Regions from separate parts of the Homo sapiens genome. Here all the other regions are linked to region 1. A link is a loop called in an ENCODE intact Hi-C map of the cell type or tissue named here. Cell type or tissue: mammary epithelial cell. All regions are shown on one strand. Region 1 holds the start of LOC100507562 (a long non-coding RNA gene). Region 2 overlaps LOC105374318 (a long non-coding RNA gene). Region 3 has its middle 51 kb from the start of TDRD15. Region 4 holds the start of LOC105374318 (a long non-coding RNA gene).

The links. A loop is a pair of places that touch in the nucleus more often than their neighbours do. Peaks named below come from ENCODE experiments on the same cell type or tissue, not always from the same donor. Only the 100,000 strongest peaks of a DNase experiment are listed, where the experiment ranks them.
Region 2: it touches region 1 in a loop (13-fold over the local background); 5 of 110 quality-filtered maps call a loop at or near these places.
Region 3: it touches region 1 in a loop (6-fold over the local background); 10 of 110 quality-filtered maps call a loop at or near these places.
Region 4: it touches region 1 in a loop (12-fold over the local background); 5 of 110 quality-filtered maps call a loop at or near these places.

Annotation. Positions count from the first base shown.
Region 1 is chr2:21,391,503-21,399,502 of GRCh38, forward strand. It overlaps LOC100507562 (a long non-coding RNA gene), which reads left to right and starts at 4,961. Exons shown (of 2, transcript NR_188506.1): 1 at 4,961-5,382. In mammary epithelial cell, a CTCF peak has its summit at 4,075 (motif pointing left); no DNase peak of the experiment used is centred here.
Region 2 is chr2:21,321,953-21,329,952 of GRCh38, forward strand. All of the region lies in intron 2 of LOC105374318 (a long non-coding RNA gene), which reads left to right. Among named protein-coding and RNA genes, the nearest start is that of TDRD15, 200 kb to the left of the region's middle. In mammary epithelial cell, a CTCF peak has its summit at 4,406 (motif pointing right); no DNase peak of the experiment used is centred here.
Region 3 is chr2:21,171,401-21,179,400 of GRCh38, forward strand. No RefSeq gene overlaps it. Among named protein-coding and RNA genes, the nearest start is that of TDRD15, 51 kb to the left of the region's middle. In mammary epithelial cell, a CTCF peak has its summit at 4,636 (motif pointing right); no DNase peak of the experiment used is centred here.
Region 4 is chr2:21,312,930-21,320,929 of GRCh38, forward strand. It overlaps LOC105374318 (a long non-coding RNA gene), which reads left to right and starts at 1,192. Exons shown (of 3, transcript XR_939801.3): 1 at 1,192-4,884; 2 at 7,474-7,565. In mammary epithelial cell, a CTCF peak has its summit at 4,410 (motif pointing left); no DNase peak of the experiment used is centred here.

The DNA of each region.
Region 1 (8,000 bases):
AACCTGTGCCTGGCAATGGATTAGGTCCATTAAGTTGGTTTAATCCTTTATGTCTATTTTTTTTCCATTAAAATTAGTTCATTTTTGTCATTAGCTTCCTGAGTATCATTCTATGTTCATAACTGCTTTTTTTCGTCATATAGATATACTCATAAAATCATATATGGTAATGTTTATGTGCATTTTACAGAGTTACTTCAATGCTGTCATAATGTACCTTTCCTTTTGCAACACTTGTAGTTAGGTTTTAAGATCTACGTAGACAGACAGATAGATTGAAGAAGTATTTTCTTCTGTAAACACAATACATTTGGTTTATGGGCCATTAGTTTGTCTTCAGTGTTTTCTGTTGAAGCAGTGCTATGATAAGCATCTTTTTATATGCTTCTTACTTCATTTGTGCAAGAGCTTCTCGGGGCATGTAAATAGAAACCAAATTGTAGGATCATAGGGTGTGTGCATTGCCAAATTTGCTAGATGATGTCAAATGCCCCTTCATAGTGGTTCTACCTATTTATATTCCCTCTGGAAGTATAAGAGGGTCCCTGGATCCCCATATCTTTGCAAAGGCTCGTTAATCTCATAGGGTTAATGATGTAATGTTCTTGGAACTGTGTCTGACACTTAATCAATGCATATCCCTATGACTCTTCTACAGCAACTGCAGTAACAGCTCCTATTACTATTATTATAAAATCACTACTATTTACTTATTAGAGTATGCCCCAGCCTAGAATGAGTGCTCAGTAAATATCTTTTGAATGAATGGATGCGCAATCCCTAGAGCCATTGTATAAAGTAACATTATGAGGAAAATGAGGCTCTGAGAGGAAACTCACTTGCCCAAGGTTGCCAGTGATGGAACTGGGCCTGGGACTCAGCCCTATTTGTCTCTAGTGTGAATTCAATTTCCATTTTATTCCACTCCCCACATCACTTCAAGTAAGAGTGATTTTTTTTATACCATTCTATCCTCTATAAAAATTCTGGAAGATTAAAATCTGTAATAAACAACAAAAGAAGAATTATTTAAAGATGTTGGTGAAGAGGATGGTTACTAGCCACGTCAAGTGGCCTTGTTTAAAGGGTAGCTTGTGTGTATTACCCTGCTTCCCTCTCCCCTTAGCCCAGGAAGCCCTGTCTCCCAGGAGGGGGCTTCATAGCCTCAGAATGGGCAAGCAGAAGTCTGCAGCTGAAACCAAAGTCCCATGTCCCCCAGGCTGCCCAGGGGCACATTTCTTTCCTACCTCCTCTGTAAGCTGTGCCTGCTGCAGCAGCCTCCCTGGGGCAAGCACTGCCTCATCTGACAGGCCATAATTTGGGTCATTACACTCTCCCATGGGCAGTAATGACATTTTTTCTTTTCTAGACACGACCTCTGCACAGCTGCCTCATGGGAGGGAGAGTTGATTACTCCTCCACCGTGGCTCCTGTCTTGCAGAAGCCGGCTTCTGAGAGGCACTGCCTTAGTCTGTGGAGCTGCCTGTTTTGTGGCTCTTATCTTCTCAGAGAGGCTCTGCACCGAGGAAGGGAAATCTCTTTAAAGGGTCACACCCTGAAGGCTGTGACTTGGGAATAGTGTGGGAATGTAAGGGCCACAGGGGAATCATTCCTGCTCAAAACAGCTCTGCATTTTACCCAGAGAGATGCTTTGCATTAAATTCTGGGGAGGCTTAAGCTCAGAAAAGCACCCACCTTAGAATTATGAGAATCATCTTGCTTAGGTGAGTTTCCTTCAAGAAAACCATTTAGATGAACACTAAAGAGTGAGGAAAGCAAGTCCTCTGGGGAAGAGGCAGCCGGGGCAGAGCTGCAGGGGAGTCAGAAGACAGAGCTGGTCCTGCTGCTCCTAGAGGTGCCAGGGGGTCACAGGAGGGGAGACAGGCTGGTGATGGATGGCGATAGTGCTGGCTTCCCCTTAGAATGCTGTCTGAGTGCCAGCTTTACCCAAAGAGGTATTTAGAGAGATGGTGGGATACGATGGATTAAACACACTGACCCTGGGGTCAGATAAAATGGGACCCAGTCACGTTCTGACAATTACTTCCTTAGGAACGTCAGCAACTTGTCAAACCACTCTAAGCTGTTTCCTTATTCGTCAAATGAGGAAATTGCTCTCAGAGTCTTAGGGTCCTGTGCATCCCAGTGTTTTATGACTCTAAGAAGGAGCCATATTTCTATAAAACTGCCAGACTGGGCGCCGGGCTGCCCGCCGCAGACACTGTCTGTCTTCTGGGCCCGGACCCCAAGCTGCAGTTGATTCTGGGTCCTGACTGCATTCACTCCAACTCGTTACCTGTGGCACTGGCTGTGGGGGTGTCTTTGTCAGTGTGGGGTGCTACAAAAGAGTACCATAGACATGGTGGCTTATAAACAACAGAAATTTATTTCTTGCAGATCTGGAGGCTGGAAGTCTAAGGTCAGAGTGCCAGCATGGTTGCATTCTATGGAGGGCTTCCTTCCGGTTGTATTCTCATGTGGCAGAAAGAGGGCAAATTCATTTTTTGAAGGTCATTAATGCAATTCATGAGGGTTCTACCCCCATGGCCTAATCACCACGGCCCAAAGGCCTCACCTCCTCATACCGTCACCTGGGGGGTAAAGATTTAACATGAATTTTGAAGGGGCACAAATATTCAGTCCATTGTAGGGAGTGACACCTCTGTACTCTGTAAGTACCAGGGATTTGGTTATTTGCAAAACTCTGATTGAGGTCTCCTCTATTTTCTTATTCCTTCTTAGAAATCTAGTTTTCAAACTGCCAGCAATTGAGCTTTTATCAGTAATTTAATTAATAAGTTATTTATTTGAATTACTTTAATGTTCAAAAGTGATTGGCTAATTCTTTTTCCTAACCTAATTTCCCTGAAAGTGGGAAGGTGGGAGTAAGGGTATCTTGGGTTCCTGGTTGAACCCAGTTTCTCTTTCTGAGCGTTCTTAATAAGGAGGTATAGGACTCTGAAATGACCCCAGGGGATCATCTCTTCCTTTTCATAAACATCTAGCACTTAACATGAGCACAGTCAGCAGAAGCCAGGACATCATATTCTCTTGAAACGTGATCTCTGAATTTTCTCTGTCTTATTAGCTTAAGTTGCAGTACATGTTAGAGAGGGGAGACAACATAATAGTCATTTTAAATACCTGTTAAATTGATAAATAAACACATTGAAAGTCTAAGAAATCACTGGTGACTTCACAGGGGTACGTTCAGGGTTCTATGTAGAGAAGTTGTAGTTGTGAGCACTGTTTCAGCATTGAGATGGGAGTGGAATCCTAACCCCTAGGGTTTGTAAGCAGAAATATGTGGGACTGAGTGTCAGCACAATGCTGCCTGGGTGAGAAATAGAGGAGAATCTTATACTTTTAATAGTTGGAGACTAAAGGAGCTTGTATTATTTATGGAGCTGCTTCTCTGCCCTTTGCTTCTCCACCGAGGCAAGCCAGTGTTCGGGAATCTCTTGTTGGCTGGCACCTAAGCATCCATCTCTTGAAGACTCCAGCCCAATTTAGAACCCCCACTGGCAATGTTACTGACATATGGTTTATGAACATTTCAAGGGTTGAGAAACTACTTTCTTCCAAGAGCAGACTATGCCATTCAGCACTGCTAAGTAGCTCTACAGGTACTAGGAGGCCACAGGTTAGGAAAAGCCGAGTGCTGCCTTGCTATAATTCCTTTGCATGCTCTTTGGAGACATCTACAGGTCTCCGTGGCTACCCCTCAGACAAACTGAAACACGCTTGACCTACCCCAACCCTAGGGCTTCCCTTTTCAAAGTTGATTATCTAGATCAGGGCTTCAAATCTTCCCCAATCCTGGGAACCCTCCCCTGAGCAAGCTCCAGTTGTGTACTGAGCTTTCCCACAAACATGTCATACTTCTGTCCCTAATATACAATAATCAAGACGTGACTATGTGCCCCGGAGAATCCTAAAGGGGCTCTTCCATCCTGGGGAGTCATGAAGAGAGGAGAAAGTCTGGACTCTGCTGCGGATGGTTGGCTGGAGCTGGACTAGAGCATGAGGTCTAATGCCCCAGGAAGAGGCAGCTCTGGGACCTCTAGTGGTCACTGTCTGTCTCTAACACACACATGCACACGTAAGCACATGCAAACACAAACACTTACACACCAGTTGGGGTAGAGTCAGTGGGAAACACTGAACTGAATTTGTTCTCCTTTTTCATCCTCTCTCTGGTGAAGCATCACCAGCAACTGCCCATCTGCCCCATCTAGGGCCTTTTGGCTGGAGAGAGGCAGCATTTGAGTTCTGTGTGAAGCTCTAGTGTGTCCTCTCTGCTCTTGGGTTTCTACTTTCTCAGTTACAGAAGTTACAAGTTTGTTCCCCACTAGCAGTTAGGATTAACTCCTGCAGGACAAGTATTTTACCGTCTCCAGCTTTTATTTTGTTCTCAGCTCTATCACAATTCACAGTGTGATTTGGGACAAATTGTTTGCCCCTGTAAAGTGAGGAGGTTGGATAAGGCAACCACTAAATTCCTTCCTGTTTTTATAGGAACGTTTCACCCTGCAGGACAACGAGCCAGAGCCTTGCATACCAGGGGCAGGCATTAGACCACACCCGCTTTGACTGTTAGACTCATCTGCAGTGCTTGTGCCACTAGTGAGATGCGCCTAATGGGGGAGTTCATCCCCCACCTCACCCTGGTGTAAGTAGTTTACTGGATGGGAATTTGGGCTCCTAGAAGTCTTCATCTTACTATTTATGTACCACCTCTGAATTGAACAGGTGTTATAAAAGGGTAAACTGATGCTAAAAGCTACCTCAAGAAGATGCCTGGAGCAGGGTTCAAGATCAATCTAGCTTTTAGTCTCAGCCATAAACCATCTGAGCTTTGGGTAAGTCACTTGACCACCAGGCCGGTTTCCTCATTATGACAGAATGGAATTCTGAATTCCCTTTCTGTTGTAATAGTCTGATTGCACAATTTTCCATTAGAGAAGTTTCATACCTGTTAGATCTCCTGCTGCCAGGAACTAACCTCCTGGGAGACAGGTCTTATCGTCATCCAGGCATATAGGAGGGTGTTGGGAAAACACTTGTAGTGGATGCTGGATTGTGCCATTCAGAGCCAGCTCCCTTTGCTATTGAAGAACTTATTTCCCTACATGTCAGGACTTCTGCTGGCTGATGGCCCCCAGCTGTGAGCTCTTTCAGGCATCACCTTTGGCTGCAAAAGGCTCCCTCTCCTGAAGTTACTACCTGCATCCCTGGAGGCAGACTTCATCTCATGTCTTCATCCAAAGTTTGAACAAATTGGCTAAGAAGGTGCTAGACATGTAAAGGGACTATTTTTTTTCTTAATTCAAATGTAGGAGGAGTATGGATCTCCAGGAACCAGAAGAGCTGCATACATATGTGAGTGGATTCTGAAAGTGCTGAAGTGAGGGGGATGCAACATTAAGTTGGATGAGGGAGGATTTGTTAATATGAATGCACTCGTCTGTGATACAGAATTTAACAACCTGGCAAGACCCCCAGGAGAGGGTTCTAACATGTTGTTAGGATGGCTCTGAAAAGCATGAAGAAACTGATGGCTCAAATCATGTAAGGCAGAAATACCAGAATTGCTATGGCAGAGGGTGGATCAAAAGTCTCAGAAAAATGAGCATGTAAGAATACTATGTACTATTTAATGTGGAAAGTCCACCATGTGGTTATATTTAGTGAGAGGACACAGAAGATGCTCTGTTTCTCAAAGCAATATGAGATACATCAAAAAAAAAATAAAAAGGGCACCAGCATCTCCCAGAACCTATTGGTGGCTGTCCCTAATAAAGAACTAGTTTCACTAACAGTAATAGTATCATAAGATCCCCCGAATAATAAAAGTAGGGTGGTAGTGCTTAACAATCAGAAGGAAAAGAGGTGAAACTATGGTAATGAGGTAAGGTCAGAGTGGTAAATGAATGCTGTGTCCCAAATAGGTAGAATACATGAGTCTGGGAAACAAGAGGTAAAAGAAGAAATGGCCCATTTCATCATCATTCCCAGAAAACTACTTGTTGGAATTGGAATTAGGGCTTTCTGCTCCCACAACTCTGGGCTCTGTGGATTTAGAAAATTAGGTCTTGATTTCCAAAGGAGATGTGCTTGTACCAGTGGACTTGACAAGAGTTCCATTGAACATTGAGTTTCAGCTGCTACCAGGCATTGTGGGCTCTTTGTACAAAGGGAGTAGGCAAGGAAAGGAGTTGCCATCAAGTCAGGGGCAAGTGACCTTGATAATCAGGAGAAGGTAAGGCTACTGTTTTATAATGAGGATAGGGAAAATACTTTTTCCACCCCTTTGCCTAACTTTAATGGTAAATGGACAAAGATGGCAGCCATGGCCTGAGAAAGGCATGATGTCCAGAGGCTCAGACTCCTCAGAGAGGAGGGCCTGGATCATGCCACTTAGGTAGCAGAAGTGCTGATGGAGGGTAAGGCAATTGAGAATGGGTAATAGGGATGGAGATGATTAGTATCAGTTGAGGCCTTGAGACCAGCTGTAGCAGCAGAAGCTGTAATTTGACCGACTATTGTTTCTATTATAAGTTTACCCAGGAAAAGAAGGCCCCCATGAATCCTGGAGGAGCTGATATTGGAACTTTTATAAAAGGACTCTAGGTGGCACAAGAGTAGATTATAGTAGACCTAAGATTGTGCTGCCCTGATCTTCCCCTTAAGGCAAGCTTATGGCTTACACCTTACAGCTCACAGCTATCTGCCCTTTCCAGGAATTGCCCTTGGCTGTGAAGAGCCCCCTTCCCACAATCAGTCTTCCTCAAAGGCCAGTCATTGCAGAGACATAAAGCCCAACTGCAGACAATTCTGGAAGAGCATTCCAGCTCCAGATTTCCCTGTGGGGTCAGCTGAGACTGTTGTGATTGCACTGAAGATCAACAGTGCAAGATGTTCCTCTCCCCAGAGCTGTTTGCCTTTCTTTCCCTCTAGATATTAATCCTGAGAGCACTGCCCAAGACACTTCCTGTAGGCTACTCTGTATCTCAGAGCCCACTCTCTGTCGACCCTGACTTACAGGAGTACTTTTAAAATATTGAGCTTGATACAAGAATTATTATCATCATAAGAAGGATTATTTATATATTAGGTGCTCAATAAATATATGTTGAAGCAGTGATGAATGTCATTGCAGGACATTTTAATATGCTCATTGCTATAATCTCCTTAATGGAGTATTCATTTAACATGTCAAGCTCTGATATTAAACAGAATCGTATAAATCCTGTCAGAAAGAAAAAAAGCCTTCCTTTGAAAAGCTCAGCATGAGGTATTGTATCTTTTAATGGATCTCCTTTGGACTGTTCTATATTCACTTGCCCAGCAATCCTTGACTATGGGCCTATCCTGCACCTTTTTCTGGAGTAACCAGGGGAAAAGTTATGTAAATTGTGTACGTTTTAAAAGTTTGATCAAACCAACTCTGACTAGATTAGAGGTCAGCAAACTTTTTATTTAAAGATGCAGACAGTAAATATTTTGTGCTTCAGGGGCCACATGGTCTCTGTTGTAATTATTCAACTCTGCCATGATAGGGTGAAAGTTACCGTACATAATATGTAAATAAAAGAGAGTTACTGTATTCTAATAAAATGTAACTTACAATAATAGGTGTTAGGTTACATTTGGCCTGCAGGTGATATTTTGCCATTCACTAACCTATATAATATACAGAACATAAGAAATGAGATGGCTACTTGTCCTCCTTGGCCTGGAATTAGCTACCCTCTGTGTCATGTCCCTGGTATCACAAATTGGCTAGTCTTCTCAATCAACAAATATGTATTCAACCTACAGTTCCTAGGTATATAAAGGTAAACAAACATGATCCATGGCTGTTAGGGGCTAATACAGAAGCAGAGGTGAGTCATGGTGGTACAGTTCCTTAAATATTCCAAAGGATCCATGAAGAACAGAGTTCAATGAAGACCCAGAAGAAGGGGTGACAGATTCTTCTTGCAGATTCTTTGAAA
Region 2 (8,000 bases), 70 kb before region 1:
TCGAATAACTTCCATTTCCTTCCATTACATATCATGTACATTCCTTAAACCCTCCACCATGCTGTAAGCACTTTAGGGGTAATATTCAAGCTGACTTCCTCTGTCTCCTATAATAGCTAGCCAGGAGTGTGACACAGACTTCATTTTAGTTCTTATAGAACAAATCAGTGATTGTCCCCCACAAAGCCAAAGCCATTTCTACCTTCAAGTCTTTCTCGGACAATGCCCTCTTGGAGTGCTTCCTTCTGCTCACCTTACATTTTTTGATATTTTGGTGAGTTAAAGTTAATTTTCATCTAAAGTTTCCCTTTTCTTGGCATAAAGCTCCTGATAATCTGTTCTTATCATATTAGTTTTGGTGGCATTGGTAATTAAATTCCCCTTTTTATTCCTAATATTGTTTATTCATGTGTTCTGTACCTTTTATCTTGATCAATCTTGCTAGACGTTTGTTAATTTTATTACTTTTCACAAGGAGCCAACTTCTAGCTTTTGTTTTACCCTCTCTTTTGTATATTGCTTTTCTATTTTATTAATCTGCTTTTATCTTTATTGTATGTTTCTACTTGCTTTGGGTTTAATTTGCTGTTCTTTTTTTAACTTTCTAAGACAGCTGCTTAGTTCAATACTTCTCAGCTTTTTTTCTTTTTCCAACATAAGCATTTGAGATTCTGGTCTTGCTATCACGATCGTTTTAATTGCATTTCATAATGCAGGAAATTGCTACATAGCATTACCATTTAGTTTTAGATATTCTTGAATTCGTAATATGATTTTGTCTTTGATGTGTGAATGATTTAGGAGGGGGTGCTTGTATTTCCAAAAGTGAAGTTTTCCTAGTTATCTTTTAGCTACTATTTCTTACCTAATTGCTTTGTGAATTTAGCATGAAACCAAATCCTTTGAAATGTGTTGAGATTTTCTTTATGGTCCAATATATTGTTGATTTTGGTTGAAAAGATTTCATTGTCTTAATTGTTGGGTGGAATGTTCTAGAAATGTCCATTGTGTGAGGCAGCTAATAGTATCATTTCAGTTGATATTCTTAATGGTTTTATCCTCTGCCTAGGCTAATAGCTACCAAGATAGTTGTTAAACAAAATCTTTAACGTGGTAGTTTGTGTATTTTTCTGTATAGGTATAGAAATATTTGCTTTAAATATTTTCAGGATATATATTAGGTACATATGTATTAAGAGTGATTATGACTTTCTGATAAACTGAAACTGTTAACATTATATAGTGACCTTTTTTCTCTCTCTAGTTATATTTTTCCCTGAGTCAATTTTGTCTGATATTGATACAGTATTATTTTTTTAATATTTATCTGGTATATATATCTTTTCATTATTTTACTTTCAATCTTGTGGTATCCTATGTCTTAGATATGTAGGACATATCTAACACAAAACTGAATTTAAATAAATAACACAAAACTGAATTTATTTTTATCGTCTTCGATCTTTATCTTTTAACTGTAATATTTTATGTGTCAATATTTTTCATAATTACTGATATTCCTACACAATATATTGATTTCTATGTATATATTCATACTCAACATATTTATTTGTGTTTTTTATTTATAGCATATTTTTTTTTGAGACAGGGTCTTGCTCCCAAGATAAGCTGTGACACAGTCCTAAATTAGGGTGGTAGAGATAGGCACAGAGAGGAATGGTAACATGGAGAAGCATCAAAAGGCGTCATTACTGATTACATATTAGACCCAAGGTAAGGGGAGGCTTAAGGGTGTCCTAAGCAAATATTCACCTCGGCTGGAGTGCAGTGGTGTGATCACAGCTCACTGCAGCCTCGAACTCCCAGGCTCAAGCAATCCTCTCCCTTCAGCCTCCTAGGTAGCTGAGGCTACAGGTGCATGTCATCACACCTGGCTAATTTTTTAAAAATATATTTTTGTAGAGAAGAGGTGTCACTATATTGCCCAGGCTGGTCTGGAACCCCTGGGCTCAAGGGATCCTCCTGCCTTGGCCACCCAGAATGCTGGGATTACAGACATGAGCCACTGCACTTGGCCGTATAGCATCTAATTTTTCTATTTATTTTGTCTGTTCTATATTTTCCTCTTTCTTGCCTTACTCTTGAGTTATTTTATGTTTTATTATTACATTTCTCATCTTAGAAGCTTTACACTCTATTTTTCTTCTTTTAGTGAGTACCCTAGAAATTTTAACAAGCATATGTAACTTGAATTCTAGAGTTAATCAATATTTTGACCTTTAGCCTCAACAATGACTCTATAAGCCACTCTCTTTATCCCTCTTATCCCTCTCCTATTTTTTCACAGCTTTGAGATATAATTTGCATGCAATTTGCTCATGTAGAATGAACAATTCAATGATTTGTAGTATATTCAGAGTTGTGCAACCATTGCCACTATCTAATTTTATAATATTTTCTTTTTTTTTATTATACTTTAAGTTCTAGGGTACATGTGCACAACGTGCAGGTTTGTTACATATGTATACATGTCCCATGTTGGTGTGCTGCACCCATTAACTCGTCATTTACATTAGGTATATCTCCTAATGCTATCCCTCCCCACTCCCCGCCACCCCACGACAGGCCCCAGTGTGTGATGTTCTTCTTCCTGTGACCAAGTGTTCTCATTGTTCAATTCCCACCTATGAGTGAGAACATGCGGTGTTTGGTTTTTTGTCCTTGCAATAGTTTGCCGAGCATGATGGCTTCCAGCTTCATCCATGTCCCTACAAAGGACATGAACTCATCCTTTTTTATGGCTGCATAGTATTCCATGGTATATATGTGCCACATTTTCTTTATCCAGTCTATCATTGATGGACATTTGGGTTGGTTCCAAGTCTTTGCTATTGTGAATAGTGCTGCAATAAACATACCTGTGCACATTTTCATTACCCGCAAAAGACACCCATACCCAGTTGCAGTTACTCCCCATTTTCCCCCACCTCTAGCTCCTGTCAACCACTAATTTAGTTCCTGTGACTATGGATTTCCCTATTCTGGAAAATTCATGTAAATCTATTATACAATATGTGGTCTTTTATGACTGGTTTTTTTCACTTATCATAATGTTTTCAAGATTCATCTATGTTGTTGCATATATCATTACTCCATTTTTGTGGTCAAATAATATTCCATTGTATTGATAGGTGTTCTAAATATTTTTAAAACTAAAGTTGGCTTCAGTGATTATTTTAAACTTGAAGGCCCCTTCTTTATTTATTCCCTGATTTGAAATTATTTACTTTGTTGACTCTTCCTGCTAAGTCAAGTCATTAAATTTAGCTTTTTCAGTTCTTTGTAGGAGGCAGTTGAGTCAGGGAGCTACACTGGGGGACAAAGTAACCATCCAAAGGCCTTCTTTTCTGTCATTTGACTCTCCTGCCCATCCTTCTCCACAGATCAAACCGTCTTCACTAGGGAGCCAGCATATTGAGGCCTCCCTCTCCTCATATTCCTTTGGCACTATTTTTAAGCCCTAAGTACGTCCATCTTGACAGAGATGGCCTTGTATTCAGTTACCGCTGACCATGATGAGAAGCCCTGGGTAGACATGGATGATCCCTACTGTTTTTCTCCATCTTTAGAAAGGCAGTCGACTTAGGTATCTTTTGAAAGGCACTCGAACATATGGTAGGGAGAGGGTAGGTACTCAAGAAATAACTATTGAACAAATAAATGATCAGAGTCTTTGACTTCTATTTTCTTCCATGATGATTGAATTCTCTGAGCTAAATTTCATGTATCTGATTCCTGATGCCTGGATAAAGTGAGCTGAGATAAGGAGCTAATAATGCACCACTCTGGGCACCTTCTCTGGGCCTGGCTTTTTGATCTCAGTGGCGTGGAAGGGGGTCAAAGAGCAAGCTCTTATTATTTACAGCATCTACAGGGGTTGCAGGTGGATACAGAACAAATCATCTTCCCCAGCCTGTCGCCATTGATGCCTCAGACTTCCGAGGACTGGGAGGAATTTGTTGCAATTTTGATTTCTCTAGTTCAGAGGGGGCTTAGATATATGTCTATCTTAAGCTCCTTATTGTCTTTCTGCATATCGTGTGGCAAAAGCAAGGTCTCAATGGAGCATATTCAAAAGGGAGATCCAGAGAGGCATTTGGATCAGATCTGATTAAACCATAATCCCCTTATTATTACCACCTTGGAAAGAAAGCACTGCCTAGCACCAGTGGTGGGGCATATTTTAGAGTTGCTTATATGGCTTGTTCTGGTAGGCAGGACACAGTGACCCAGGAGGCCTTATACTGACCTCATAGGTGGGGAAGTTGTCTTTGAATTTGCATTTTTAAGCCAAGCTGGGAATGGAGAGCACTGAGGTTGAACAGATGGGGCTGTGGTGTCTTCACTTCGGGGTAATGAGAAATCAGCATTCCCAGACAGCAGAGGGCTCAGGAGAGACACGATCCAGCAACTTAGGACAGTTTAGAGAGGGATTAGAGAGGCAGTGAAGAATCATCACTGCAGAGCTTTCTGCTGCTTCATGAAACCAACACCCTGCCCTTATTCTTTCTTTCTGAAATAGAAGTTGGTTCATCAGGGATGTCTGATCTTAACACAGTTGAGAGAATGTATATCTCTTTTTTAAAAGAGCGAATAAGTGGAACAGAAATGAAAATATGGTGTTTCAGCCTAGCAATAACGGGGGAAGATTTCACATAAAACAAATCTAATTTATAGTTGGTGCTTGCGAAGGGTTGTGGAGCCTTACACATAATAGAGGCTTAATGGGTATTTGTTGAATTTAATGATTTGAATCATTTGCAGCAAAACAAATTCCACTTTGTCTGAATTGCTCAGATCAGTTTCCTCCTCGCTCCATTTAGTGCAGCAGGCAGGTGAGAGTTTCCATGTGCAGTAGAACCACAGGATGATGGAACCATTGCCCATCTACACACCATCCCCTCAGCCACAGAAGCATGTGACAGTTGTACTGAAACAGAAAGACCTTGGCCTGAGTCCTGGCATGAGTCCTGGCTTTCTAATTTACCCATTAGAAAAAATACAGGACTCGTTGATGAGAAATAACATTTATAGGAAACAACACAATGTCTGGCACAGGCTGGCCCTCAATAAACTTTTGTTACAAAAATAAATTGTGATTTCCCCACAAGGTAGTGTTTTATAAAACTTGGTGACTCCAGCCTGTAATCCCAGCACTTTGGGAGGCCGAGGCGGGTGGATCACCTGAGGTCAGGAGTTCAAGACCAGCCTGGCCAACACGGAGAAATCCCGTCTCTACTAAAAATACAAAAATTAGCTGGGCATGGTGGTGCGTGCCTGTAATCCCAGCTACTCGGGAGGCTGAGGCAGGAGAATCGCTTGAACCCAGGAGGCGGAGATTGCAATGAGCCGAGATCAAGCCACTGTACTCCAGCCTGGGCGACAGCAAGTCTCTGTCTCAAAAAAAAAAAAAAAAAAAAAAAAAAAAAGTGGTGACTCAGTCTCAGTACTTCCTACTAAAATATCCATGCATTCTGAGAAAAACATGGAAAAGCCTAATAGCCTAAAAGTGTGAATTAACCTGTGACTTGTGATGATGTCTGAGATGCCTTTGGATTAATTATGATAAGATCTGTAGTTGATTGGAAATCCTGAGCATGGGCTGGGGCTGATACCTTTATTTTTGGAAGGACAAGCGGCACACCCATAGCCCTGAAGCAAAGTTAGGAGAAGGCTACACTAAATGGAGAACTCACAGAAAAATCTGCTTTCAAAAGAAATTGAGAATGTTTTAGTCCACCCAATTACTACTTATTTTTCTTTATCTGCTCAGAGAATATAAACCCCAATTTAAATATGTGGGTTCTGGGCAGAAGCAGATCAAGTGAGGGGGCTTTTTTCAGTAGTGCAAGTAGAGGAAGGGGTTGTGACGAAAAGAAAGCACTCCAGGAACTGGAGTTTTCATCTGCAATTAAATGAAGATGCCTGGAAGTGGGCACTCAGGGATCCGGAGTCAGTCAACACTCTCCAGATGATGCTCATATGTAGCTAGGGTTGCAGTCCTCTAGAGAGATAATAATCAAAAGAGGTGTTTCTCAAAATATGTGTTAAAATACAGATAAAAGACCCTCCCTAAGACATACTAAATCAGAATTTGGGAAGGAAGGGCTGGGTCTTGGGATTCTGCCTTTTTTAACAAGCCCTTCAGCTGAGTTTTATGCTTACTTAAGTCTGAAAACTGATGACAGTGGATTGCAAACTTAGCTACATATTAGAATTGTTTGGGGAGCTTTAAAAAAAAAAACCTGATGCAGAGGCCCCAGGGTTCAACCAGTTTAAAAGCTCCCCAGCGAGTTCAGTGTACTGCAAGGATTAAGAACCACTGAACTAGAGGCTGTGTATATTAATAAACCAGTAAGCTTAAAATGTGGGAGAAGAATTCCTATGGCAACAATACAGACCGAGAATCCATTCCTTTTGCTTATTGGTTACACACATTTCCAATTCCGAGATTATTAAGCTAATGAGGGAGCAATGGGAAGTGCTGCAATGTGTGGCCAACCAGGCTTTACTAGCAGAGTCAAGGATTAAACACTAGATGCACTCCTTTTAAAACAGGAACGTGATAAGCATGTTCACAATCATTAAAATTTGTTCTGGAAGTTTTCACTAATGAAATAAGACAGGACAGAAAAATGCAAGAGGAACTTGCATTTTTATCCCTCTCATCCCTCTCCTATTTTTCATAGCTTTGAGATATAATTTGCATGCAATTTGCTCATGTAAAGTGAACAATTCAATTATTTGTAGTATATGCAGAATACTGAATATGTGTTAAACAGGTTAGCAAAATTATATTTATTGTTGATGTTAGGGTCTCTTGCCTAGGACACCTGACGTATAACTAATAAGGATGCTTAGCAAGTTGATAAGATAGAAAGCAAACATTTAAAAAGCACTCTCTTTCCCATAATTTAACATTAACCAATTAGAAAAATAATAGATGATGATGTTATTCACATGAGCAAGGAAAATAAATCTAATGTCTTTTTTTTTTCCTTTTTTTTTTTGTTTTTTTTGAGACAGGGTTTCACTCTGTCACCCACACTGTAGTGCAGTGGTGAGATCATGGCTCACAGCAGCCTCCACCTACCTGGTCTCAGGTGATCCTCTCACCCCAGCCTCCCAAGTACTTGGGACTACAGGTGTGTGCCACCACACTCGGCTAATTTTTGTATTTTTTAAAGTAGAGATGGGGTTTTGCCATGTTGTCCAGGCTGGTCTTGAACTCCTGGGCTCAAGCTATCCACCAGCCTCAGTCTCCCAAAGTGCTGGGAGTAGAGGCATGAGCACCATGCCCAGCCCAAAAAGAAATCTTAATTAAAAAGGTAAGATGTATAAGGAAACCACTTAGCATTAATGAGCAGTATAAAAGATGTCTTATATAAATGGAGAGATCCACCTTACGCATAGATAGGAAAGACTGATCTGTAACCATGTCAACTTTCTGCAAATTATAGTTTTAACACAATTTCAAATAAAGTCACAGTGTTTGCTTATTTAAAAATTGATATGATTATTCTAAAGTTCACCTAGGAGAATGAGTGAAGATTATTCAAGAAAATTGTGTAAAAGACATACATGTTACCTGCCCTACTGTTTATGACAATGTACAAAACTGAAAAATCCAGTGATATCTTTCAAGAGGAAAAAGTATTGTAAAAGACAGAATAGAAAAATGAATGAAATAAAAAGTGTTAAAACATCCCTAAATTACATATACATTCATGTGATTTGATAGTATTTCAGATCCTTGGAAAAATTAATTATTCAACAATTAGAACCAGAACAGTTGATTTACCTTTGAAGAGCATACTCAGGTTAGATTTCTACCTCGTGTAACAAAATTAATTCCAATTCAGTTAAATGCCCTTTTATAAATCAACATAAAAATGAGTACCTTAGTAGAAAATATATAAAGTTTATAAACCATTTTTAAACGAAGAAATGTAAGTGACCAACAAGAATGTGAATTTAAA
Region 3 (8,000 bases), 220 kb before region 1:
CAGGCAGAAAAATATTGCATGATCTCCCTTTTATGTATGTCTTATTTCATCTTCTGTTGTTATAACAGTATTATAAATTGACTAATTTATAAAGAAAAGTTTATTTAGCTCATGATTTTGGAGACTGGGAAGTCCACGAGCATGACACAGGCATCTTGTGAGGCTCTCCTTGCTGTGTCATAACATGCCAGAGGGCATTGCATGGAGAGAGGGCAAGAGAATGTGCGTCAGCTCAGGTCTCCTTTTATCTTCTGTTAAAGCCACCGTTTCGTCATCAGGACCCCAGCCTGATAATCTTATCAAATTCTGATTACCTCCCAAAGGCCCCACCATCAATCAGTATATGAATTTGGGTATTAAGTTTCAAATGCATGAAATTTGGGGTCACTCAGAAGTCCATAGTCTCATTCGAGACTTCAGACACAACTCATTCTGAATCAAATTTTCCTCCAGTTGTGAGTCTGTGAAATCAAAATAAATTGTCTACATCCAAAATACAATGGTCAGACAGGCATAGGATAGACATTCACATTCTAAAAGGGAGCAACAGGAAAGAAGAAAGGGTAAATAGGTCCCAAGTAAGTCTTGTTGATCTAAAGGAAGAAACTAAGACAACAAATATAATTTTAAAGAGCTTATTTGAGCCAAGGTGAGGACAGCTGCCTGGGAAACACTTCCAATTTGCCTTGGGATGTACTTCATTCAGCCTTTGTTACAAACAGATTTTTAAAGGAAAAGAGGGGTACAAATAATGGCTTAATACAAGGTTGTTAGGAATTATCATTAGTTTGCAAAATGATATTGGTTAGTGATTAGCTATACATTGTTGAACTATATGGTATGAGTTATGGTGTCCAGCATGACTCTTGTCATCCACAAGGATGGCTAAAGAGTAGAAATGAGAGCTCTCTTGGTGATACCACTTTGCAGACTGGGAAGAGATGGTCCCTGGCATGTGCCGAAGGTGCTCTCTGAAGAGAGGAAGGATCGAATGGGTTTTATGCCTCATAGGGCCTGTATCACACAATAGTATCATAATGTTCATCAAGTTTTGGGGAAAAGCTATACATATTTATGAGGGGAGCTGAGCACATGTGCAATGAGTAAACATATATGTAACATACATCCCATGTTCACTTTGGGATGGATTTTAGCATTAAAATGAGATGGAATTTGGCTGTTCATGTTAAAGGTGAGCCATAGGACACAAAGGAAGTTTGGTTGAAACTGGCTTAAGGTCTGCAGTTATCAGAAAAGAATGTTTGTAGGGCTGGTCCTCTGTCCAATCAGAGTTGTAACAGTCTGGGCTCTAAATCAGAGTTAGGAGTAATCTGATAGCTCCTACAGTTATGGAGTTTCGAGCTGTAGAAATTTAGAAATTTGCCATGCCAGCTGGGTCCTGAACCCTCCATCCATAGGTAGCTTTGTCCTTAACCTTAGGGTCCATCTTCATTGATAAAGGGGCTATTTTTATCTCACATTCTTTGAAGCAGCCCCTACTCCACATTTCCATTTGGCATTGGCCTTGTAGCACTTTGCCCCTGCAACAAGTCTCTATCTGGGCCTCCAGGCTGTCTGTGACATCCTTTGAAATCTAGGTGGAGAAAGCCATGCCCCTACAGCTTTTGCATTCTGTGCATCTGCAGAATTACCACCATGTGGACAATGCCAAGGTTTATGGCTTGTTCTTTCTGGAGTGGCAGGTCAAGTTGCACCTGGGGCCACTTGCGCCACAGCTCAATGACTTAAAAACTGAATTTATAATGAAAAGAGAAGCAGAGTGGAAAGATTTGGAAAACTCTCAGCCTAGCCTTGTAAAGTGAAAAATCATGTTTGGGAGAAGAAACCAAGGACATGGTCCAGCTACCATTTGCTAAGGAACTTAGCACTGATAGAAGGAATCATCAAGACAATGGGAGAAAGGTCGGGAAGGCATATTAAAGATCTTCTAGGCTCCTCCTCCCATATTAGGCCCAGAGCTCCAGAACACAGAATGGTTTTACGGAATGGGATCATGGCCCCCTACAGGGTCTCTACCAGTTTCTGCTTCCTGTGCTTGATATAACACTCCTTGGTCACCCCAGCTGTGGTTTAGGTTTATTTAGCAAACATTCAATGATTTAGGTACTACCCCCACCCCACCCTAGATAGTTCTTAGAATGCAATATTATTTATTTGTTGATATATCTGATTATATATTTATTTCTTGAGGATAGAGATTATCTCATTCACCTTAATCATTAATAGTTAACAAGGGATCAGCACGTAACAAGGGCTCGGCAAATATTTGTTGGTTTAAACATATATCATGCAGCAGGAGCCATATTAGCCACATTATCTATATAATTCTTCTGTCAGCAAACTTTACCCAAGATAAGATCAATTTGACTTGATCTTATGGCCTAGAAAGAAATTATTATACAGTATGCTTATATTCTTATCATATGGAGCCTAACCTTTATCATGTATTAACTGGTAATCTTATTTTATCAGTACCTAAAAGTTTACATTATGAGAGCGATGGCAGCCAGCTAGGGCAACATGTGTTCAAATCTAGAAATGTTGGTCTGAAGATGTATAAAATTCCGTTTCTGGAGTATCTCTTTGCTTGACTGTTTTACATAATTGAAATGTTAATCATGTGATTTAATATTTAGAATAGTTTTCCTAAATATGAAATTAAATTATTAAATCTATTTTATTTTTGAAAAAATGACATTAAGCTTTGTTCTGTAACACATCTGTCTGATCATGTCACCACCTTTATCCTTCCGGCCTTCATCTCTTTACATACCTCCTGGGTATCTTCACCTATTCTCTTCTACCATCCTGCTTATTCTCACATACTGAGCAAATGTTTGTTTCTTGCTAAATTTTTAAAAGTTCATTTATCTTATCACTCTACTAGGGCTACAAGCTTCTGGGCAGTGACTGGACCTTTTCTTTCTCTTCCTTTTTTTTTTCTTGACAGGGTCTTCCTCTGTCATCCAGGCTGGAGTGCAGTGGCACGGGCAAAGCTCACTGTAATCTCAAACTTCTTCGCTCAAGGGATCCTCCCTCCTTAGTCTTCTCAGTAGCTAGGACTACAGGCATGTACCACTACACCCAACTGATTACTTTTTGGAGAGACAAGGTCTCCCTATGTTAGCCAGTGTATTTTCTTCGTATATTATGGTGCTTAGGATATATGGTCAGCATGTAGGAGGAGCTCTGATTACTCAATTAAAAAGTTTACCCACATGTTCTGAATTATTCTGCCTTCAATTTAAGATGTGTTTTACTCTTTCTCGTGGATTATATTGAAGAACACATCCATATTTTTCCATTTACCGATACGATGTGCCAACCAATTGTTTGAGGTGTATAGCTTCATTTCTTACATCTCCCCTGAAGTGTAGACCCGTATATTCTATTGTGTCCTTGACATTTTCACGAGGATGCCTAAAAGGCAATTTAAATGTATGTTTTAAATTTAATTCTTGTCTTCCTCCCCCATACCTGCTCTTTCCCCAGTGTTCTCCACCTTAGTGATTGGCTTCTGGTTCACCTGGTTGTCATGACAAAAACTTTAGCATTATTGTTCATTGCTGTTTTTCTGTCATATCCCACAGGCATTCCTATTGGCGTTCCCTTTAAAACACAGCCCTCTTAACCTTTACCCCCTCCACTCCACCATCAGTTTCTCACCTGGATTACTGCAACAGACTGCTCTTCGGCCTCTCTGCTACTCCCTTTGCCCACCCCCCAGCACACACCAAGTCTGTTCTTCACATAGTCGGAGCCAATGAAAACCCAAATGTGATCATGTCCGAAACTTCCAAGGGCTCTCCTCCACATTTAAATAAAATTCACAGAATCTGTACAGCCTGCAAATCCCTGCACATCTGGCCCTTCACTGTCTTTCTGACCTCATCTCCCACTATTCCCATTACTCACATTCTCTAGCCACACTGTTCCTGTACAGATCTTTAACCACGTTTCTGCCTCAGGTCCTTTGTACACGCCATTGCTGCCCCAACATACTTTTTCTCAGGAATATATACATCTCTCACTTAAGTCTATTGTTTAAACATTGTCTTATTATAGAGGTGAATCCTGACCATTCTTCACAAAGTAACATATTCTCATCTCCGTAACTGTTTCCTTACTCTATTTTACTTCATAACCTTAATGCCAAACTCACATTATAATGCAGATATATTTTTATCTTCCTCCACAAGAATGTAAGTTTTTTAAAGGAAGAAATTTGCTTGTCTTTTTCACTGTAATCCCTGTACTTAGGGAAATTGCTGACATATAATATGTCCTTTTAAAATGCAATTTTTGAGTGTGACCGAATTTCTCTCTGTGCTCAATTTAGAGTACATCTGCTTTCTTATTTGTTGTTCTGCATGAGATTGGGCTCCATTTTTAAGATTGCTGGACTGTATTTTCTAAGGATGTCTTTAATTTGTGCATTATTAAACTTATAACCTTCTGAATTATTAATTTGATTGTGCATTCCTTTTAGGATAATTCATCATATATTTCATCTTTGATAAGTCATTCTTAGGAAGATGGAGTGAAAAATAAAGATATCTTTTAGAATTTAAAAGTAGAAATTTTGGCCACCAGATGGAGACCCAGTACTGACTTTTTGTGATAGGTTGACTATCCGAGAGAAGTAACCTTAAGAATACATGCTTAAACTGAAATGCATTTTTTTTACTCCTCATTTGTATATTTCTAGCAACTTTACTCATTAGAGATATTATTACCTATATCAAGGAAGGTGTGGAGTGGTTAGCAAGTTGTACTAGAGAAGAATCATAGAATATAAAGCAACCAGAGGCGAATGTATTTGAAGATCAGGGTTCTTAGCTGATTCTCTGGTAAAGTAAGGTCAGAAGAGAACAGGCTGTTGAAGAAAGTGAAAATGTGCGGGTAATGCTGAGTGATGGAATGTTAGAGCCAAGGGAAATGTGTTAGAGGGGAAAAGGGCCAGACAGGAAAGAGTTCAGAAGGGAAAAATAACTTGTGATAAAATAGGTGTAACTACAGCGTGCCTTCCTGACACAGCAGAGTAGAGAGACAATAAGAGTCATAAAGTAGATTTCAGAACGTCTTTGGTGGCAAGGATCTTCTAACTGGCCAGGCAGGTTGGATCTGCTTGTTCATTCCCAAATGAATGGGGACATTGGCTGACTTTATCACTCTATCTCTTTTATTTTTGGAATCATTTTTCCACAGTGCCATGTAATGTGGAGACTACATGTACCACATGAGGTACCTAAATATAACAATAAATACATTTCCTCTGGAGTTCTTAGCAAATAGGATTTCTTCATACTTGAAAGAAGAAACACCCCAGAAGGGAGAATTAAATAATTTTTCAATTTTTACTCACTGAGTTTTATTTACCTTACTTTCAGCAGTGGCCACACAAAAAAATCTCTTTATGCCAATGCCAGGAGGAGAAAAATAGTTCATAGCTTACATGCTATTTGACCTAAACATTAGAAGAGAAATTTGCCTTTTGTTTCATCGTCACCTTACGAAGAGGTTGATGATCTCTGCTCTGTTTTTCTTTCACCCCACAAACAGCAATAACCTTTTAATTGCTCTCTCTGCCTCTGCTCTCTTTTCTGTCCAATTTTGGCCCTCTGCAATCCTATGAAGCTAATTTACCTAAAACAAAAATGACCCAGCTGTATTTTTTTTTCCAACTAAAATCTGTCAGAGACTGCATTGAGTGCAGGGTAGAATCCAAACTCGTTAGCATAGCGAATTCTCCTGACCCTGACCCTACCTAGATTCTAGACTTGATGTTCAGCTCAGGTGTAACTTTTGAAGCCTTCCTTAACTCTTCTAGCAAAAGTGATAGAGCCACCTCTTTCGTGTTGTCATGGTTTTGTTTGCACTGTTACAGTAATCCCTTCTTATGTGTAGTTTTGCTTTCCACTGTTTCGGTTACCTGCAGTCAGCTGCAGTCCAAAAACAGGGGAGTCTAGTACAATAAGGTATTCTGAGAGAGTGAGAGAGACCACATTTACGTAACTTTTATTACAGTATATTGTTATAATTATTGTTGTTAATCTCTTACCATGCCTAATTTACAAGTTAAACTTTATCATCGGTATGTATGTGTAGGAAAAAAAAACATAGTACAGGGTCCCACATCCACAACCCAAATCGATGGGTTCAGTCAACTGCAGATAGAAAATGTGACAACAAAAATAACAAAAATATTTTATTGAAATATTTTTTATTTCAATAAAAATAACAAGACAACAATAAAAAATGATACACATAAAACAATATGGCCTCTTGGGCAATGTAAATATAAATTTACATAGCATTTACATTGTATCGGGTCTTATAAGTAAGTTAGAGACAATTTCAAGTATACGGGAGGATATGCATAGGCTATATGCAAATACTACACCATTTTATATCCAGGACTTGAGCATTTGCAGATTTTGGTATTCATGGGGGTGCTAGAGCCAATCCCCCAGATGTACTGAGGGATGACTGTATATTTCTGTTTTGGTATGACCCATGGTTTTATGGAATCCACTGAAGGTCTTGGAACTATCCCCTGAAGATAAGGGGGACTACGGTATTAAATCACTTTTCACCTTATGTTGTATTTAATTTTATTGATTTTGATCTTACATAGGTTTTGAGTTCCTTGAGATCGGGGATCCTATTTCCCAAGGTCTTCAGTGAAAGAATTATTTACTGAGAATTATTGTTACCGAGAGAGCAATTAGCAAATTTTTTTGATGAACCTTTCAATTTTGTTTCTGTAACCTTCCAGTTTTGGTTTTGTAAAAAACTATAGTATCATTTATTTTCTGTCATTGTTTTCTACAGACTTTAGATAACCAATCTGATTTAAAAATTGTTTGCATTTTAATGTTCAAAACCAAAATAGCCTCTTGGGCAAATAGAAAAACAAAGAGGGTATTGTTATTTTAACCTCTTATAATGTAACTCATTCATTGCCTTTATAGTACATCATGAATACAATTTAATAGAATCATTTTCTCTTTTAATAGTTACATACAAATTGAACACCAATAAGGTTAATCAGTAACCATGTAGTATTAATCAACATGAAGAATCAGTTTCAATCTACATACTCCCTCTCAAAACTGCTTACATCAAATGCACCGAAACAACAGTATAGAAATTGACTGAAGTACAGGATAGTGAGTACTAGTAATCCCAATATTGAGGAATACTTTAGGATTCATTTATTTATTTATTTGGCAAACATTTATTCAGCATCTACTATTTGTCAGGCACTGTCCCTGACCTGGAGAATATCTGTAAATAAAAGAGTCAGCTCTCAACTCTCATGGAATTTAACATCTCATTTTGGAGACAGACAGTGAGAAGTAAACAATAAATGAGCAATATGATTTTGGATAATGGTAATTGCTGTTAGGAAAATCAAGCAGAGGAATAATGTATAGAATTGATGAAATGTGAAGAAGCAGTTTTACTTTTTTTTCTCATCTAAAAGATTATGTGAGCAATGATGGTAGTTTAGATTACAGTAGTAGTGGTAAATATGGTAAAAAGTATATGTATATGGGATATATTTTGGAGATGGAGGTATCAAGACTCTGATAGATTGGATGTGAAAGATAAAGAGATTTTTAAAAGGATGATTTAAAGTTTTTTTTTCTTTTGCTTGAAAAAAATCTTTCAGATTTTAGTAAAACAAATTGGATTTTGAAATTCTTGCACTTTTATGCTTAAAACTAAAAGGATATGGGGATGGTTTACTGGACTGGGAGGATGTTCAATAGACATACAGGGTAAAAAGGAGTGGGAGACCCAAAGTATTCATCAGTCCTAAATACTCTTGCTTACTCTTTCAGATCACTTTCTCCCTCTTATCTAAGAAATTCTATACTTTGTGGCATTATCAAATAATTCGATAAATCTTAATATCATCACCCCAACAACCATTGCCATGTAAACCTGGAAATAAACTAAAATGTCTAGTG
Region 4 (8,000 bases), 79 kb before region 1:
GAGGCACTAAAAAACCAAATAGGCAAAATGACTCAGCTGGATGATGGCAGCCAGCCTCTGTCATCAGTTACTTCAGTGCTGGCTTGAGGGATACATGAACAGAATGGCCATTATGGCAGAGGTGAATGCTACACCTGGGTTCAGCAACACGGATTCTGAGTTACCAAGGCTAATCTATTTACTCCCACCACCAATGTCCAGCCTGCCAGCAACAGAGGCCAGTGCTGAACACTCAAATTGCACCATTCCTTGAAAATATAAAGTGGCCACTGGTGGCAAGATGATAACACTGGACCCCTCTCATCCTGCGAGGTGAGCAGTTTCCTTTCACAGGAATAAACACATAGAACTTGTGTGGGTATAAGATTTTCCCGCCTACAGGGCCCAGCCAGCACCACTAGCAAAGAGTTTATGTAGTGTTGCATTCAACAACATTGGATCCAACTGGAAAGGGAAAGAGGGAGGGTGGGATGGGGTTGGGGGTAGGGGAGAGAGAGAGCAAGAGAGCTGCATTCCCAGAATGAAAGGAGTTCACATGCCTAGAGAGGTATCAGTAAAGGGGAGTGGGAGACAGAAAGTTGGAAGGTTTTTCAAGGGGTGGATCATGGAAAGGCCTTGTAGGCCATGCTAACAAGTTTGAGCCATATGGATATAGGTAACCAATGAAGGACTTTTTTTTTTCTTTTTGAGACAGAGTGTCAGTCTGTGGCCCAGGCTGGAGTGCGGTGGTGCAGTCTTGGCTCACTGAAACCCCTGCCACCTGGATTCAAGAGATTCTCATGCCTTAGCCACTCACGTAGCTGGGATTGCCAGCATGCCCCACCATGCCTGGCTAATTTTTGTATTTTTAGTAGAGATGGGTTTCGCCATGTTGGCCTAGCTGGTCCTTGAACTTCTGGCCTCCAGAGATCCTCCTACTTTGGCCTCCCAAAGTGCTGGGATTACAGGCGTGAGCCACCGTGCCAGATCCCACTGAAGGATTTTAGAAAGGTGGGTGGCATGATTGGATTCGCCATGAACTCCTTATTATCTCGGACTTTATTTCTTACCTTATTTGTTGAGAAGAAGAGGGATGTGAAATTTGGAACTAAATTAAAATCCATGTGAGCCAGGCCTCTGTCCTATTTATCTCAGAAGAATGCCCTCTCATTTTTATAATGAGACAATCGCCAAGATTATACTTTTTTTAAAGTGGCAAAAACATACAAAAGGAGTAAAGGGGATCTTTGCCTGCTCATATTTGTGAAAACCAAGAACAGAATATAGAAATGCCCAAAGAGCATGTTTGAATACATCTCTTTGTAAAACATGACAGAAAGGAGTGATTATTTAAATTGGACAGGACTTTGCATTCCTGGCTCCTTGGTGGCAGTGCCTTTTGTCTGAACTCTTTTACTAGAAAAATGTCACAAAGGATAAAAAATGAGTCCAATAAGTTTTATTCAATTTCAGAGTCTATTATATATTCTGTTTTACACAAAGCATATAATTTTAAATTTCATAGATAGGCACACTGAACATACACTTGGTAGATATACAGCTATTTGTACGAGTGAAATTGAAACCCTCCAGGGAGGGTACATTAATAATTCCTTACTTGTAAGACAGAACAGCCATCTCATATTCCAAACAAAGCCCGGCCAGCACAGAAGTGATTCATGGTCATTTATGAAAACTGATTACCAATCACCAGATTGTAAAGCCATGGCAACATTTATTTTTCAATCTCATAAACAATAAAGCTCCTTTTTGTTAAACACATGAGGGACCTCTTTCCCATGGAGGAGTTAGTAAATGCAAAAGCTAATTTTCCACATCTGACAGCATTCATGAAAGCTGATGAATACATGTATGATAAACACATATTTCAGTAGAAAGAAAAATTAATGTGTATATACCTACATAGCGTTTTCTTTCACTGGGGTGTTGATCTGAGAGTAGCGGTCAGGGGAACCTGAATCTTTTATTTTAGTGCCTCAAAGGCAAACATTTTCCTAATTGGACAGTTTAAAATATTCAGTTCATTAATCCTAGATAAAAGCCATATTCATATTTAGCTTAAATGGTTCTTTTCAACAAGATATATTAAAATTGTAGTTTCTTTATTTAATAATGAGAAACAAGAGATCACAATAATGTCTGATTTGTAGCTTATTCTCGATACTTGGTAAAGACATTAGACAAACCATTTATGAATTTTCTGTCAACAAAGTGTCCTAAGGTACCACCAGGAAGAACCAGCATGGTTTTGTGACCCACAGGTCCTGCTGGGGCTGCTTTTTCCTATTCCAGTGGTTGAAAGCCAGGCCAAGTGGACACAAAAAGTAGCAAGGTCATTCTCTGCTTGGCCTTCACTTGTTGTGTCAATGTCTGTTATGTGTCCCAGGGAGACAGTAACTTCTCCAAGGTCAGCCTGAAAGCCTGGAAGTCTTCTCCCCCATCCTGTAGCCAAAAGTGGTGGTGAAGGGATATGAAATCCAACACTGAGTGAAGGGGTAGGAAGAGGGTGGGGGGATGGAGGAACACAGGCAAATCAATTTCCCGTGATGTGCATAATTGGTCTTACACTTGGAAGTGCTTCTGAAAACATTTTCATTCAGAGTGAGCTGAAGAAGTTTAAGAAATAAGCAGTCCTAAATCAGATGATAGGTTGGGCCATTTTCAAGGGTCATGTGGCCAGAGCTGAGCAAGTTGAAATTTTGCTGGCAGAAGTCCATTGGTATTTTTGGACCCCTGTAGGAAGAATAGGTAAATGTAGATTTTAGGCAATGTGGCTTCTCCTGATGTAACTCTTGAGTTTGACTTTGAAGCACTGGGCCCGGACTTAGTCTTTCCAGAGCCTTAGGACCCCCATGTCTAGGTATTCATTAGAAGAGGCGAATCCATGTCCAGTCTTTGGCTCCTGCCTTGTTACATCTCTTCCTTGTCCTTTGGCCAAGCTCTGCTCCAGGCTTGAGCCTTTTTTATTTCTATAACACAGTTTGATTCACTGTTGTTGAAAATCTTGAATGGTGGCATCATTAATAATACATTCATTACCTCAGTCAAAAATGGCCAGCGTTCTGCCTTCTTATCTGCTTCCTTGAGCATTTTATTGCCAAACCATGAAAAGAAGTGGAGTTGTGGGGGCAAAAGTAGTTCAAAACTTCCAGTCCAGTTCTGGCCGCAAGAACAATCTTTAATTCTTGTTTTGCACCAAATATACTATCCCTTCTGGGTCTGTTCTAAGCTGTGTAAGCAGATAATTTCCAGTTTTTCAATGGCATTTTTAATAGTTACCTTCTGGAATTCAGCTTTCAAGGGATTTCCTGATAAGAGCTATGTAATCAGGATGGAATCTCTTATTAAAAGGATTTTCCTTTTCCAAATCTTGAAAAAAGTCTGTTTCTCTCTTCTCAAATTATCAGGCAATCTATCAATAATTGAAGGTGAGATTGAAACTATGACCTTGGCAGGTAGTGCAGAAGATTTGCTGAAGTTGTTTAATAGTGTGAGCTATTTTTTAGATTACGGAGTGTTTTTAAACTATATTAAAAGTAAACTTCTTTTCACACTCTTCAGGGGCCTGGGAACAGGTTCATTTGTTCAACAAACATGTCACTTATTCAACAATCAGTACTATGAAAGTAGAGGAAAAGAGTGAATTGAGGAAGTTTCCAGTTGCCCTTCACACTGACTCTCCTTGGCACGTTGCTGCTGATGGGTCCATCCTTGGCCTACTTACCATGGTGTCGCACAGTTATGAGGACAGTTCTAAGTCTGTCTCTGGATAAATGATGTACCAGGCCCTAGTGCATACAGACCTTCACCTGAATCACAGGGGGTATGTTAAAATGGCTGCAAGCCAGATACACAGTCAGTATCTAAATGGAAGGACTGGAAATCTGTGTTTCCACAAGCTCCCCAGGTGATTCTCAGGCTAACTAAAGTCTGAGAATTAAAGCATCAGAAATTGTGCCTAGAAGCCTGCCTTTGTAAGTTAATAGAATGATCTTGGATGATCTATTTAACCCCTCAGTACCTCAGTTTCCTCATCTGTAAAATGGCAGATAATAACAGTGTCTACCTCATGGGAATAGTTTTAAGGATTATGTAGTTATTAATTAAAAGATGTTAAATGCTTAGACCAGTGCTTAGAGGTGCTATGTAACTGTTTTCAATTATTATCACCATTAGTTCTAGGATTGCTTATAGCTGGACACTCAGCCTGTACGGCTTTCCCTATGAACCTTCAGCTGTGCCCAGTTTCAGGGCTCAGCAGGGTGTCTGAAGGCAAGGTCTCTTGTCTTGTGCTTAATTGGGAGAGGATGAGCAGGGGGCATATTGTGAAGCAAGGGGGCTCAGAGAGCTCTGGGCAGTAGACGTGGTGATTGAGGCCAACTTTCGTTTAAGTCTCAATACTGCCCCCTCGTGGCAGTATAAACTAAGGCCGGAGCCTATTTCCGTTACCTGTTAGACGGAAGTGAAAAAATTAATGGCTACTCCCTTTCATCTCTTCAATTTTGCCTTTTTTTTAACGAATCGTTAAAATAGGGACATTTCCTGTTAACTTGACTTTGGTATTGTGTTCTCTGACCCAAAATTGGGAAACCACGCTGAAGGGTGATTCCACAATGAGCTGGTCAATCTTGGCTATCACCTTCCTCCAAGTTATATTGTGGGAGGCTAAGTAAAGAATTAGGAGAGAATGGAGAGGCGGAGAGTTCTTTGGAGATAGAGTGTTAGTGTGCAGAACGTTCCCTCCTGTCCTGTCTTCTGCCCCTTCCTCCTCTCAAAGCTGAGTGGGAAGGGGCTTCACACAAAGATCAGGAAAGCTTGACGTATGGCTAGTGAACTTTAGGAGGGAGAGGTACTGGGATGTGGCTCAACCAGAGAAAATCCCAGGTGAGCAGCTGGCTGGAGTTCCTTGCGGTGGCAGAGCAGGGACAGGGCTACCATAGAGTGAGCTGCCCTCCCACCACAGTGGGGCAAAGGTGCTTGTTTTCTGTGGGCCAGATGTAGAGTCTGATGGACAGAGGAGGCCGTGGGCCATCTTGCAAAAGAACCTTGGCCATGAGGCGTCCTGCTTAGGGGTGAGGTGGGCTCTGCAGAAGGACTGCACTATTAGCTGTAGAAGCCATGGAGCATCCTGCGGGGTTAGCTAGAGATTGTACTAGGGAACTGCAGTCAGAGAATGGGGGGTGGAGGAGAATTTCTAAATACCCACAAAAGCAACCTGGGAGAGAAAGGATCAAGTCCAACATATGGACAATTACTACACTCAAGGTACCAACACTAGATTACAACTCTGCCTGACAAGAGAGGCCTTTTCTTTCCTTCCTTATCTCTTTTCCCTTCCCTTCACCTGACTATGGAGAAGGCAGAAATGGTCAGTGAGGGAGGAGGTGAAGCAAACCAAATCTGAAATTGTCCACACCCCTCCAACTCTGCTGATGTAGGATGTAGATTTCTGAGCCTGGGACAAACCAAAGCTTGGCAACAGGAGAGACTTTATATTGAATGAGGGTTTGAAAGTTTAATATTAAACTTGACTGGGGCTTTCCAAATCATGAAGTAACTGAAAATGCTGTAGGAACTGTCCAGGATTTTATCTGACAGGGAAGACTGATTCTACGGAGTAGGTGTAAAGGGTCAGCAGTGAGATAGAAGAAAGTTACCTTTGGCTTGCACACTGCCAAGTCCAGCTGGTTCACTAAACTAGGTAGCCTTGTAATATAAGATTCAAAGGCGCTAATGTGTGGGAAAGTACTTTGAATATTATAAGGTGATGTACATACTTTGAAATTAAAAATATTTTTATATATAGGTGTAGCTAAAAAAATAAGACAGAAGAGACCTATTAAGCACCTACTCAGTGCAAAGTTGACCTTGCTTTCAGTGTTTAGAGGATGCAGGAAAAAAATACGACATTGTTCCTGCCTGTGGGGAGCTTATTGTCTCTAAAGAGCGACAGTTGCAAGCCCCACCATTTCCTTATCCTCTTTTCTGCCAGGTCAAATGAAGTCAGACAGCAAAGGTGATTGAATTTTCAATCTTGAAAATACATCATGGAACCTGATTTTCCAAAGAAGTGATTCAAACTGAACAGCAAGGAAGCTTAACTTATTGCTGCCTGTCTCAGAACTCAAGCTCACACTTCTCTTTTCTTCAAATACTCGCCTGTTTCTAACAATCTGCCCACTGCTCTGGGTCCCGATGCCTCGACGCTGCATCTTGCTGCCCCGGTACTCTCTTTAACCTCAGGAGAAGAATCCCCACCTCGTGTCACTAGAATGTGGAACAGAGAAGAAGGAAGAGCTGACATAGTACAGACCAAGAAGATTTTAAAAACAAACAAACAAACAAACAAACAAAACCACATCCAGTTCCATCAGCCACACCTGGCAGTAAAGCCCTCAGTGGCCAACTCAGCAGTCCCACTTTGATTCTTCTTAGACGGCAGCATCTTCTTAGATAATGCTGTGCCTGATGCACAGTAGAAGCTTAATAAATACTATGACAAATTAATGTCTTTACTGATTATATATAGTTTTCTGGGTGAGAGCAATGAAGATAATCCTATGTCTTCCTTAATCCAGGCAACAGACAGCTTTCTGTTTAAAATTTGTGTTCTGGATAATCAGGGTATACAGAATGCTGATGTATTACCATAGTATCAAACTACAATAAGGCAATGTTAATCTAGCAATATATATAATGAGAATATTGGCTACAACAGAAAAACAGGGGCTTGTCTGGTCTGTATCTCTCAAGTGTGAGGAAGCAGTTTAGTCAAACAAGTTGAAAAATAAAACAAAATTTAAAAAGGATAAAAAAAAACCCTGGTTCTTTGTTTTCCAGGGGAGACCATCTCTATACTGAACTAAATTTAACTTCCCTATTGTGTATGATCGCCCTCCAATATGGGGCTACTCTGCCCAGAGGGACGACTTTGCCCGTGATGAGGATTAATCCCACTCTTGACCCACACAGATGGTTTTAGTGACTGTATCTTTTGTGCAGCTCCATTTCTTCTCAAAATGTGCAGATGAGATGTTTCTTCCAGCCTCTGGATATTGAGGTGCCTGGGATACCTGAGTGAGGGAAGAAAGGAGCACCAAGAAGTGGCAGCTGAAGCCAGATTGCACAAGAGAGAAAGGAAGACCATCCAAGGCAGACAGAAAAACTCAAGAGAGCAGCCGTCTGGGGCTATTTATCACATGAACAAAGTCAGAAGCCTTTCAATCTTCCTCCTGTATTACATCAGGGTTCATTTTTAAAAGATACGCAACTTGGTGATCACAAGTTATTAAAAAAAAGTAGAAGAGATGGAAGTGTGGGTGTCATGCGTTGTGAAAAATTGTCCATTTAAAATGGATACAAAATGGAAGCCCAATTTTATTTAATGACAGTAAACTTATCTAGAATGCTGCATTCCCATAGCCTATCAGCTGAGAATTAGTTGATTGAACACCTTCTGCTTGTCTTTGTCAGGCCCATAGCTACATGAAGACTGGTCTCTGTCCTCAAGTTGCTTACAGTTTGCAGGTGCTACACCAATGGGTATCATTTGTATCTCACATAGGGTGAGTATTGATGGTTGCTCTGCCAAGCCTTTTAGTGACTCTTACCTTGCTCTTCACGCAAAGAATATATCATATACTGCTGTGCCACCCAGGGCCATTCTCTCACAAATTAGAGCTCCTTGATCCTGATCCTCAGAGTTGTAGAATGAATTCCACCCTAGGATCCAGAAAGGAGTTTTGGGGAGGGTTTTGGAAATGGTGCGAGAATAACCCGCAACCTAGGGAAGCAGGCTGCATCACAAAGCATGAATAACCAGGCCCCACAGTGGTTCGTGGAGCTCCAAGCAGAATCTATCTGCCCAGAGGCAGCATGTGGTTGGAGGGGAAAGAGCCTACCTGGTAGGAGATGACCTAGCTGTCAGTCATCCTTTTAAAGCTACAGGCCTTGGGGGAAATATTTTTCTTTTGGAACCTCAGTTTTATCATCTGAAAACC